3 separate regions of the Homo sapiens genome follow, and all the other regions are linked to region 1. Evidence: chromatin contacts called from ENCODE Hi-C or POLR2A ChIA-PET data. All regions are on one chromosome and are shown on one strand. Each heading gives the region's core, a stretch centred on a gene start or an enhancer-like site at or near the end of the contact. The rest is flanking DNA. Distances are from core to core; before and after follow the strand shown.

Evidence for each region. A loop is a pair of places that touch in the nucleus more often than their neighbours do. ChIA-PET counts read pairs that join two places held with the same protein, here RNA polymerase II (POLR2A). Pooled maps may share reads with other maps.
Region 2: a loop to region 1 is called in a map with no recorded cell type, with 7 times the contacts of the local background. The contact joins two enhancer-like sites. A Hi-C loop is called at or near these places in 1 of 37 single-sample maps with no recorded cell type and 3 of 50 pooled maps. POLR2A ChIA-PET finds 5 or more read pairs at or near these places in 4 of 52 experiments (BJ, Panc1, T-cell and 1 more).
Region 3: a loop to region 1 is called in a pooled map, with 2.2 times the contacts of the local background. The contact joins the promoter of LINC02178 here to the enhancer-like site in region 1. A Hi-C loop is called at or near these places in 3 of 168 maps with a recorded cell type or tissue (body of pancreas and pancreas) and 2 of 50 pooled maps. POLR2A ChIA-PET finds 5 or more read pairs at or near these places in 4 of 52 experiments (H1, PC-9 and activated T-cell).

Annotation. Positions count from the first base shown.
Region 1 is chr16:50,664,155-50,667,128 of GRCh38, forward strand. It overlaps a transcript of SNX20 not described here. Among named protein-coding and RNA genes, the nearest start is that of SNX20, 16 kb to the right of the region's middle. RefSeq lists enhancers at 1,062-1,563, 2,628-2,974 and a silencer at 1,399-1,488. Within about 2 kb of position 1,382, at least 21 of the 41 ENCODE cell types and tissues checked have a DNase peak (open chromatin) inside an H3K27ac peak, as active enhancers do; they include pancreas, where a contact is called at or near this core.
Region 2 is chr16:50,193,983-50,196,956 of GRCh38, forward strand. The region is part of intron 1 of TENT4B (terminal nucleotidyltransferase 4B); the gene reads left to right. Among named protein-coding and RNA genes, the nearest start is that of TENT4B, 42 kb to the left of the region's middle. Within about 2 kb of position 1,534, at least 5 of the 41 ENCODE cell types and tissues checked have a DNase peak (open chromatin) inside an H3K27ac peak, as active enhancers do.
Region 3 is chr16:50,393,742-50,396,715 of GRCh38, forward strand. It overlaps LINC02178 (long intergenic non-protein coding RNA 2178), which reads right to left and starts at 1,392. Exons shown (of 2, transcript NR_146572.1): 1 at 1,194-1,392. RefSeq lists an enhancer at 2,437-2,566.

The DNA of each region.
Region 1 (2,974 bases), core at 132-2,631:
ACACTGTCAGCTCGCTGGCTCTCAGGCCTTCAAACTGCACCACCGGCCTTCCTGGGTCTCCAGCTTGCAGATGGCAGATGCTGGGACTTCTCAGCCGCCATAATTCTAGGAGCTCATCGCTTATACTAAATCTCATTATATGCAAATATATAGACATATACTATATGTCCATATCCATATCTATCTCTGCTCTTGGTTCTTTTTCTCCGGAGAACCCTAGTACAGGAGTTTTGCCATCTAAGCAAGCATGCTTCAGCCCTCTGGTTGAGTCCGACCTGCCCTTGGCCTTCAGGAAATGGAACCACACAGGCTGCATCCGTCTGTGTCTGGCTTCTTTCATGCAGTCTCTTGTGAGGTTCATCCACTTCCTTGTGTCCAAGCATAGCTTGTTTCATAACTGCCTCATGTTCCACATAAGAATACCCCAAGTCCCTTCTCTGTTTTATGGTTCGCAGACACTTGGGTTGTTTCCAGCTGGGGGACAGTATCAGGAGCTGTTCCTGCTGTGCAGTTGTGGTACATGTCTTTTGGTGAGCATGCTTGCCTATCTGTCTATAGGGTATATTCCTAAGGGCGGCATTGCTGGGTACTTACAGGACAGTTTACGTTCAGCTTTGAGGAATGGTGCCAAATGGTTTTCTTAAGTGGTTGTACCATTTATACTCTAACAAGCAGGGAACGTCATTTCTCTTTTCTTTTCCTCCCAGCCTCCTTCCATTTTCCTTTCTTATACTTATTTATCCAACCCACATTACTCACAGTCTCTATAGCCTTGTGTGTCTACTGGTGAATTAAAAGGTCACTAGTGGTGTCCTCTGGGAGTCCTCTTCTCACTCCCCCAGTTCAGTAGGCAGATGGGTGGGGAGTCCCCCACGCCATCTGGGTCCTGAAAAGGTGGGAGATGGGATCTGGGAGGAGCAGGTTATTCAATCTCTCCCCCTGGAAAGCGACGTGGCGCGGGCCTTACTGGGGAAGGGCCTCTCCCCCCAGACCGAGAGAGGCGCAGTTAGGCCCGTTCTCGGAAGCCATGGCCGATCCTGCTCCTGGGGGCGCTGATACTGGCTATTTGCAGCGCCCTCTCTTGTGAAACCCTGCGGATTCCGCTTGCGGGAAGTGGAGGGCGGTGGCCTCCGCCTTTTGGGGCTTCTGGGCTGAGGGAAGAGGATGGAGGGGCAGAAAGGGAGTGAGGTCCCAAACCCCAAGTGGAGGTCGCCCGGGGACCCCCCATCAAAACACTTGCTGGGGAGAGGTTATAGAGGCAGCAAAGCTCTTTCCAGCATGATTTCAAATCCCGTCTAAGGGCTTTCAGAAGCCTGGAGAAAGTTTCGGTTTCCCAGCTGTTTCAGCTTTTTCCGCCCGCACCGCGGCGATGCGTTCGGAGCCGCCGAGGCGGCAGCGCCATCTGCTGTCTACTTTTTAAATTGCAGGATCAGATCCTCTCGGTCTCTCCAGACCTGCCCCGTGGAAAGGGAATAAGATTAAACCAGTAAAAATAGCTTAGATCACCTGAGGTCAGGAATTCGAGACCAGCCTGGCCAACATGGCGAAACCCCGTCTCTACTAAAAAAAGTACAAAAATTAGCCGGGCGTGGTGGCGGGCGCCTGTAATCCCAGCTACTCAGGAGGCTGAGACAGGAGAATCGCTTGAACCCAGGAGGCGGAGTTTGCAGTGAGCCTATATCACGCCACTGCACTCCAGGCTGGGAGACAAGAACGAGACTCTGTCTCAAAAAGAAAAAAATAGTTTAAAGGCCAGGAGCGGTGGCTCATAGCTGTAATCCCATCACTTTGGGAGGCCGAGGTGAGTGGATCACAATGTCAGGAGTTCGAGACCAGCCTGGCCAACATGGTAAAACCCCTGTCTCTACTAAAAATACAAAAATTAGCCAGGCGTGGTGGCGGGCGCCTGTAATCTCAGCTGCTTGGGAGGCTGAGGCAGGAGAATCAGTTGAACCCAGGAGGCAGAAGTTGCAGTGAGCCAAGATCGTGCCACCGCACTCCAGCCTGGCCACAGAGCAAGACTCCATCTAAAAAAAAAAAAATTTAAAATGCCGACAGCCACTGTTATGCAAAGTTCAAGGGCCTCTCTCACACTTAGCTGGGGGAGGAGTGAATACAGCCTTTCTGAAGAAAGAAAAATTAAGTAATAGCAAAATCATTAAGTGTTTATGATTCATAAATACAGTTTTTGTCAACTAAAAAAATAAAATATGTAGAAGTCAAAAAAGTGTCTATGATTCAGAAATGCCACCGTTAGAAGTTGCCATAAGAGTGCACACAAAAAGGACATATGGGTCAAAGTGTTTGCAGCAGTGTTGTCCCAAATAAGGACATTTTGCAACATTGTGGGGTGGTTAAAATAACTATAGAATATGCATTAGAATACAATGAAACCATTAAACATAATGTGGAAGAATATTGTATATTATAGGGAAATGCTCATAATATATAGTGACAATTTAAAAAGCAGATTACAAAACAATATGCCAAGACATGATTTCTGCCCAAGTCTGCCCTGATGGGTGAGCTAACCAAGGTTGCTGCACTGTGAGGGCATAGGGGCTGCCCCTCAGCCCCCACCCCAGCCACTGGGCTCCTCAGGAAAGGACACGTGAGTGTTTACTGCACATCCTACAGATGAGGAGCTCACAAGGACCCTGGATGGGGGAGTCCTCTGAGGTTGCTGGAGCTGCTGCAGCCATCTTGTCACTGCCAGGGGAGAGCTCTCTCTGAGAGCGAAGGCACAGTGGAGGAAAGCAGAACTAAGAAGAGACAGAGAAAGCGAAAGTGGGAGAGAGAGAGAGATATGAGGTGACAAGTGTGGGTCCTTGGATCCTGCTTGGTGTAAAGCTAGCCTGCTCCTGGACTTTACAGATAATAAATTCCTTCCTCATCAGATTAACCTGGGTTTTTGTGGCTTGTAACCAAAAGGGTCTGCACGGCCCACACACAGGCTCCCAGCTCATTTCCTTTG
Region 2 (2,974 bases), core at 284-2,783, 470 kb before region 1:
ACTGAGAATGAGGACTGTTGGTAACTTTTGAAAGGGCACTCAGCTAGAAAAGTCTGAGCCAGGATTTCAAGTCCCATGGCTTTACCTCTGTGGTCCTAATATTTGGTGTGTTCAAGTGAGATCTGTTTTTTTCCTATTTCATTTTGATTATTGATTTTCATAAATTTTTTTCTCTTTTGAGATAGTATCTTCTCTCTCTTTTCTTTTTTCTGTTCTTTCTTTCTCTTTTCTTTCTTTTTTTTTTTTTCTCTGAGACGGAGTCTTGCTCTGTCGCCCAGGCTGGAGTGCAATGGTGCAATCTCAGTTCACTGCAACCTCTGCCTCTCGGGTTCAAGCGATTCTCCCATCTCAGCCTCCTGAGTTGCTGAGATTACAGGCACCTGCCATCTTGCCTGGCTAGTTTTTGTATTTTTGTAGAGACGGGGTTTCATCACGTTGGCCAGGCTGGTCTTGAACTTCTGACCTCAGGCGATCCACCCGCCTCTGCCTCCCAAAGCGCTGTGATTATATGCATGAGCCACCATGCCTGGCCATTATTTCTTTCTTTCTTTCTTTTTCTTTTTTTCAGGTTCATTGAATTTGCTTTGAGACAGGGTCTTGCTCTGTTGCCCAGGCTGAAGCGCAGTGGTGCAGTCATGGCTCACTGGAGCATCAATTTCCTGGGCTCAAGCGATACTTGCACTTCAGCACCCCTCCACCCCCACCCGCTCCTTTCCCCCACAGTAGCTGGAACTACAGGCGCTAGCCACCGTGCTTGGCTAATTTTTTTTTTTTTTTTTTTTTTGAGACGGAGTCTCGCTCTGTCACCCAGGCTGGAGTGCAGTGGCGCGATCTCGGCTCACTGCAAGCTCTGCCTCCCAGGTTCACATCATTCTCCTGCCTCAGCCTCCCAAGTAGCTGGGACTACAGGCGCCCGCCACCATGCCCGGCTAATTTTTTGTATTTTTTAGTAGAGACGGGGTTTCACCGTGTTAGCCAGGATGGTCTCGATCTCCTGACCTTGTGATCCGCCTGCCTCGGCCTCCCAAAGTGCTGGGATTACAGGCATGAGCCACTGCACCCGGCCTGGCTAATTTTTAAATTTTTTTTTGTAGACTGCCCAGGCTTGTTTAATTGATTTTCTATGTGATCTTAGGGAAATCGATTATTTCCCATAAACATTTTTTTAATTAGAAGTTAAATTCTGCCTAGTTTGATTCACAGGATTATTGTGGATGACTGAAACAGAGAATAGGTAAGAGCTTCTTTGAAAAATATGAGGTACCATACAGAAGTTAGATGCTTTGTCCTGGTGATACCCCCTCCAAAGCACAGCTAAGGAAATGTGGAAGGCACTCTTATCTCATCATATAGCTTTGAAAGCCTAGCATTGAAAGTACGAACTTGATTCTTTTGGAGAAATCCTTTGGCTCTCAGTGAGTTTACTTTCTATTAATGACTGTGTTAAGCGGAATGAAAACTGAAAGAGGAAAGGGGAGGAAGTCAGAATTAAGCAGGAAGAGTGAGCCCATAGCAGAGTCCAGATTTAGACCCCAAGCTACTTGGAATGATACTGGACAATTATGGGTGTGTTTAATGATGGTCCTGAGTCATGAAAACAAAAGGAGGCTTTAAATTATGTCTGGCTTAGTGTACAGCATATTTTTGTCATTATTCAAGTTTTAGCATGTAAAGAGGAAAGTGTGCAGTACTTATGCATATCATTTTCATTAATGAAACTAAATGAGGCCTCTTTAAAATTATCAGTGTTCACAGTATCTTCCAAAAGACATGTAAATGTATAAAGGTATAAAAAATATACATATAAATTTTACAATTTTGTGAGCTATATAGTAGATCTCTTATTTTGTCCATAGGTCTTAAAGATCTTATACTGTATTCAGGAATAAAGATAACTTCAGTGGGAGGCCTTTACAGGGCTAATGAGTAAGCATTATTTTGATAAAGTTCTGTGTTGTCTACAATAGATATAGTAGAAATACTCTTGGAATGGTAATCATCCCAGGCCCTGCTTTGGAGCGGAAGAAATAGTCAATGTAGAACTTTACAGTATATTGTACACAGATGTGCCTGCTAATAACTTCTGTAGACAGCAAAGTTTAAGAGAAATTAGGTGGTAAATGCAACATATGTATCTAAATAAATTTGGTCTGAGGGATTTGATAAGATGAAACAGTACATAGTCCAGAAAATTTTTATACTCAAAGAATTATAGAAAATATCTGAAATGTTTTCAGTTTTGTGCATATCCAGAAAATGTCATCCTGTGATCTGCTGGTTGGCAGCCCAATGGCAGTATTAGATGTATTGTTTTTATTTTGTTTTGTTTGCTATTTATTTGGTTAAGAGAGTTACCTAATTAGGAGTGTGAAAAAAAAGATTTATTATAGTAGTGGGCTTTTGTTTGACTTAAAACATTTTTGTTGTTACCACAGTATGAGTGCCTTGTTTGTGAAATTTGTTTACCGGGAAGCCATATACTTAGAGTAGCTTTTAGTTTATCATTATCATCATCATCATCATCATCATCATCATCATCATCATCTCCTTCATCATGAAAGGAAGAAGCTACCAATGTTGCTTTATTCTGCAAAAAATACAATAGATGCTTGTTGAAAGTATGGAGTGAAATCTTAAATATGTCTGTTAAAAAGAGTACAACTGGCCAGGGGTAGTGCCTCATGCCTGTAATCCCAGCACTTTGGGAGGCCAAGGCGGGCAGATCGCTTGAGCCAGGAGTTTGAGACCAGCCTGGGCAACATGGTGAAATCCTGTCTCTACAAAAAAAAAAAAAATAGACAAAAATTAGCTGGGTGTGATGGCATGCAGCTGTAGTCCCAGCTACAGTGGGGCTGAGGCAGGGGGATTGCTTGAGCCCAGGAAGTAAAGGCTGCAGTGAGCTATGGTTGTGCCACTGCATTCCAGTGTGGGTAACAGAACGAAACCCTGTCTCAAAAAAAAAAAAATAGTACAA
Region 3 (2,974 bases), core at 142-2,641, 270 kb before region 1:
GTGAGGTAGCGAGGGCTGGGCTGTCATATCGATCCTCCTTCCTTGGGGCAAATGGCAGAGCCTGGCAGAAGCTGCTTGCCAGGCCTCTGGGCTGCTTTTATGAAGGAGAATTTGGGAAGATCAGTGGCTGTAACAAAGTGCGGAACAGGCTTCTCCTGCTCCTCTGCATGTCCAGATTATACCAGACACCACCAGGCAGACAGTATTGGGCAGCGGGGAGGGCACAGGCTGTGGGACTGGACACCTAGGGTTTGAATCCCACCTCCTCAACTTTGTAACCAGGAGGAGACTCTGGGCAAGTGTCTTCCCTGTTTGTACCTCACTTTTCTCATCTGTAAAATGGGACTAATAATTGTATTTACCTCGGGGGATTGTCATGAGGAATAAATGAGTTAATACATGTAAAGTACTTAGAATCGTGCCTGTTATACTGTTGCTCAACAGATGTGAGTAATAAGAATAACTGCTGTTATTTCAATATGTATCTTTTCAGGCATCATTATCAGCAACAGCTAAGTTGATAATCCACTGTATGGATCAGAGCTCATGCTTGGGTGTTGGGAGGGTACTGGGGTAAATCTCTTCCTTGCTTTCCTTCATTCATTCATTTTTGTTTTTCTTTCTTTCTTTCTTTTCTTTTCTTTCTTCTTTCTTTCTTTCCCCTTTTCTCTCTTTCTTTCTCTCTCTCTCTCTCTCCCCTTCCTTTCCCTTCCCTTCCCTTCTTTCCCCTCCCCTCCCCTCCCCTTCCTTCTCCTTTTTTTCTTGTCTTCTGGCAACAGACCCTTCTTTCCCAGGGGTGCCCAGTCCGTGTAGTTCTGAGGGTGGGGCTGAGCCTGCCATGCATGTGCTGCACAGATCTGACCAGTCAGAGAACTGTATTCCTTGGGCCACAGTGATTGGCTCAGGGACAATCATGTGACACAAGGCAGCCAGAGTTCTCCCCAGAATTTTGCTGCCCTAGTGTTAGCGAAGACAGCTTTCCATCCTCTGAGATCCCCAGTTCTAAGGGTGTTGTAAGCTGGAGTCACTAGAAGCCCACCTTCTCCAGCTACATGAAGGAAGCTATCAACAGTAGAAGAAAATGAGGCCATTATGTCAAAAAAGGCAGAAATAAGACATGGAGTGGGGGTGGTGGGGGGAGAGAGAGAAAGAGAGAGAGAGAGAGAGAGAAATGTGATACCTTAATTACCTACCTTAAGTGTAGCCATGCCTACAACTCTCGTGCTGTATGTGCTTCTGACTGAGTCAATTACCTTTGCTTTTATAAAGATCCGAGTTTGGTTTCTTGCAATCAAAAGAGTCCTGATCAATATGGAAGCTGACTTGGTTACCAAGGGTGCCTGCTGTTGTGTTGACATCACCCTCACTCATAGGGGCTCAGTCTCTTTCATAGATGAACTGCACCATGAGAAAAGGGCTGAGGACCAGGTGGTGAAGGGGCAGGAGTATTTGCCTTGGAGGATTGGAGCTGGTGTGCATTCAGCAGAAATGAGCCTTCCTTGGAGTAGTAGCCATCCAGCTGGGCTTGATTTCAGGGACTTGGAGAAGTGGAGGTGGGAGTTGGTGAGCATTCCAGAAGAAGGGCACAGCATGAGGGAAAGGCTTAAAGTAGAGGAAATGTAAGGTGTATTGAAAGAACAGCAGCTAGTCTTGATTGGCTGAATTGTCAGGCAAATGAGTGATGGAAAGCTGAAGGTGATGAGGCTGGAGAATTATGCTGGAGTCAGAGCATGGACTACAGGAGAGTCAGAGCATGGAGGTTTTGAGTTTCAGGTCTAGGATCTTGGATTTTGTGGCCTAGACAATAGGGAACCATGCAAGTGTTTTGTTTTGTTTTTTTTTGGTGGAAGTTGAAAGATTCAGAGCTGTGTAGTAGATTGTTAAAATGGGGAGGTGAGGCTGGGCCTATAGTCCCAACACTTTTGAAGGCCGAGGCGGGAGGATTGCTTGAGGCCAGAAGTTTGAAACCAGCCTGAGTAACATAGCCAGACCCTGTCTCTAGAAAAGAAAAATAAAAAAATTAGTTAGACTACAGTTTTATCTGTAGTCTGGCACTACAGATAAAAAATTAGTATCTGTAGTCCCAGATACACAGCAGGCTGAGGTGGGAGGATTGCTTGAGCCCAGGACTCCAATGCTACAGTAAGCCGTGATCGTGCCATTGCACTCCAGCCTGGGCTACAGAGTGAGATCTTGTCTCTAAAGGGACACTTCCGGCAGGAAGTGAATCTGGACCTTCTAGGGCCCAAAGTGGCAGAATGAAGTCACACAGGCAAAAACAGAGTCAGAGATAGAGAAGTGAGACCAAGTCCTGAGGCCATGATTGGAGCCCCTGAATCAGACACACCCTAGCCATTTCAGGTACCTGGGACTATGAAATTGAATTGAGTTTTCTATAACCTGCACACAAGAGTCCTGAGCGTATGCAGCTGCAGCAGCAAGTAAGCAACTGACTAGCTCTGTGTGGGCCTGCGTGCTCTCAGAGGAAAGGGAGGAGCAAAAAAGGAAGCAGTGGGCAGGTCCTGAGTACCTGAGAGGTTGGTGATACAGCTAGCAGGGACTGGGCTTATGGGAGAAGAAGCCATTTTTGTGGGGAAGTGCAGAATCTGAAATATCGGCATGAACCAAAGGTGGCTGGCCATTTCTCCACCGTCAGGAGAAAGAAGTGCATTCCAAGACATTTTGTTGAGGACTCGGCCAACTAGCAGAACCCATCCTGGGCCAGAGTTGGCTTCACTCAGTGGAGCCTAGGCATAGAGCAGGACCAGACACTGGCTCTGAGGCCCATGGTTTACCGACTGTATTAGTCAGGGTTCCCTAGAAGGACAGAACTAATAGGATAGATGTATATATGAAAGGGAGTTTATTAAGGAGTATTGACTCACACGATCACAAGGTGAAGTCCCACAGTAGGCTATCTGCAAGCTGAGGAGCAAGGAAGCCAGTCCAAGTCCCAAAACCTCAAAAATAGGGA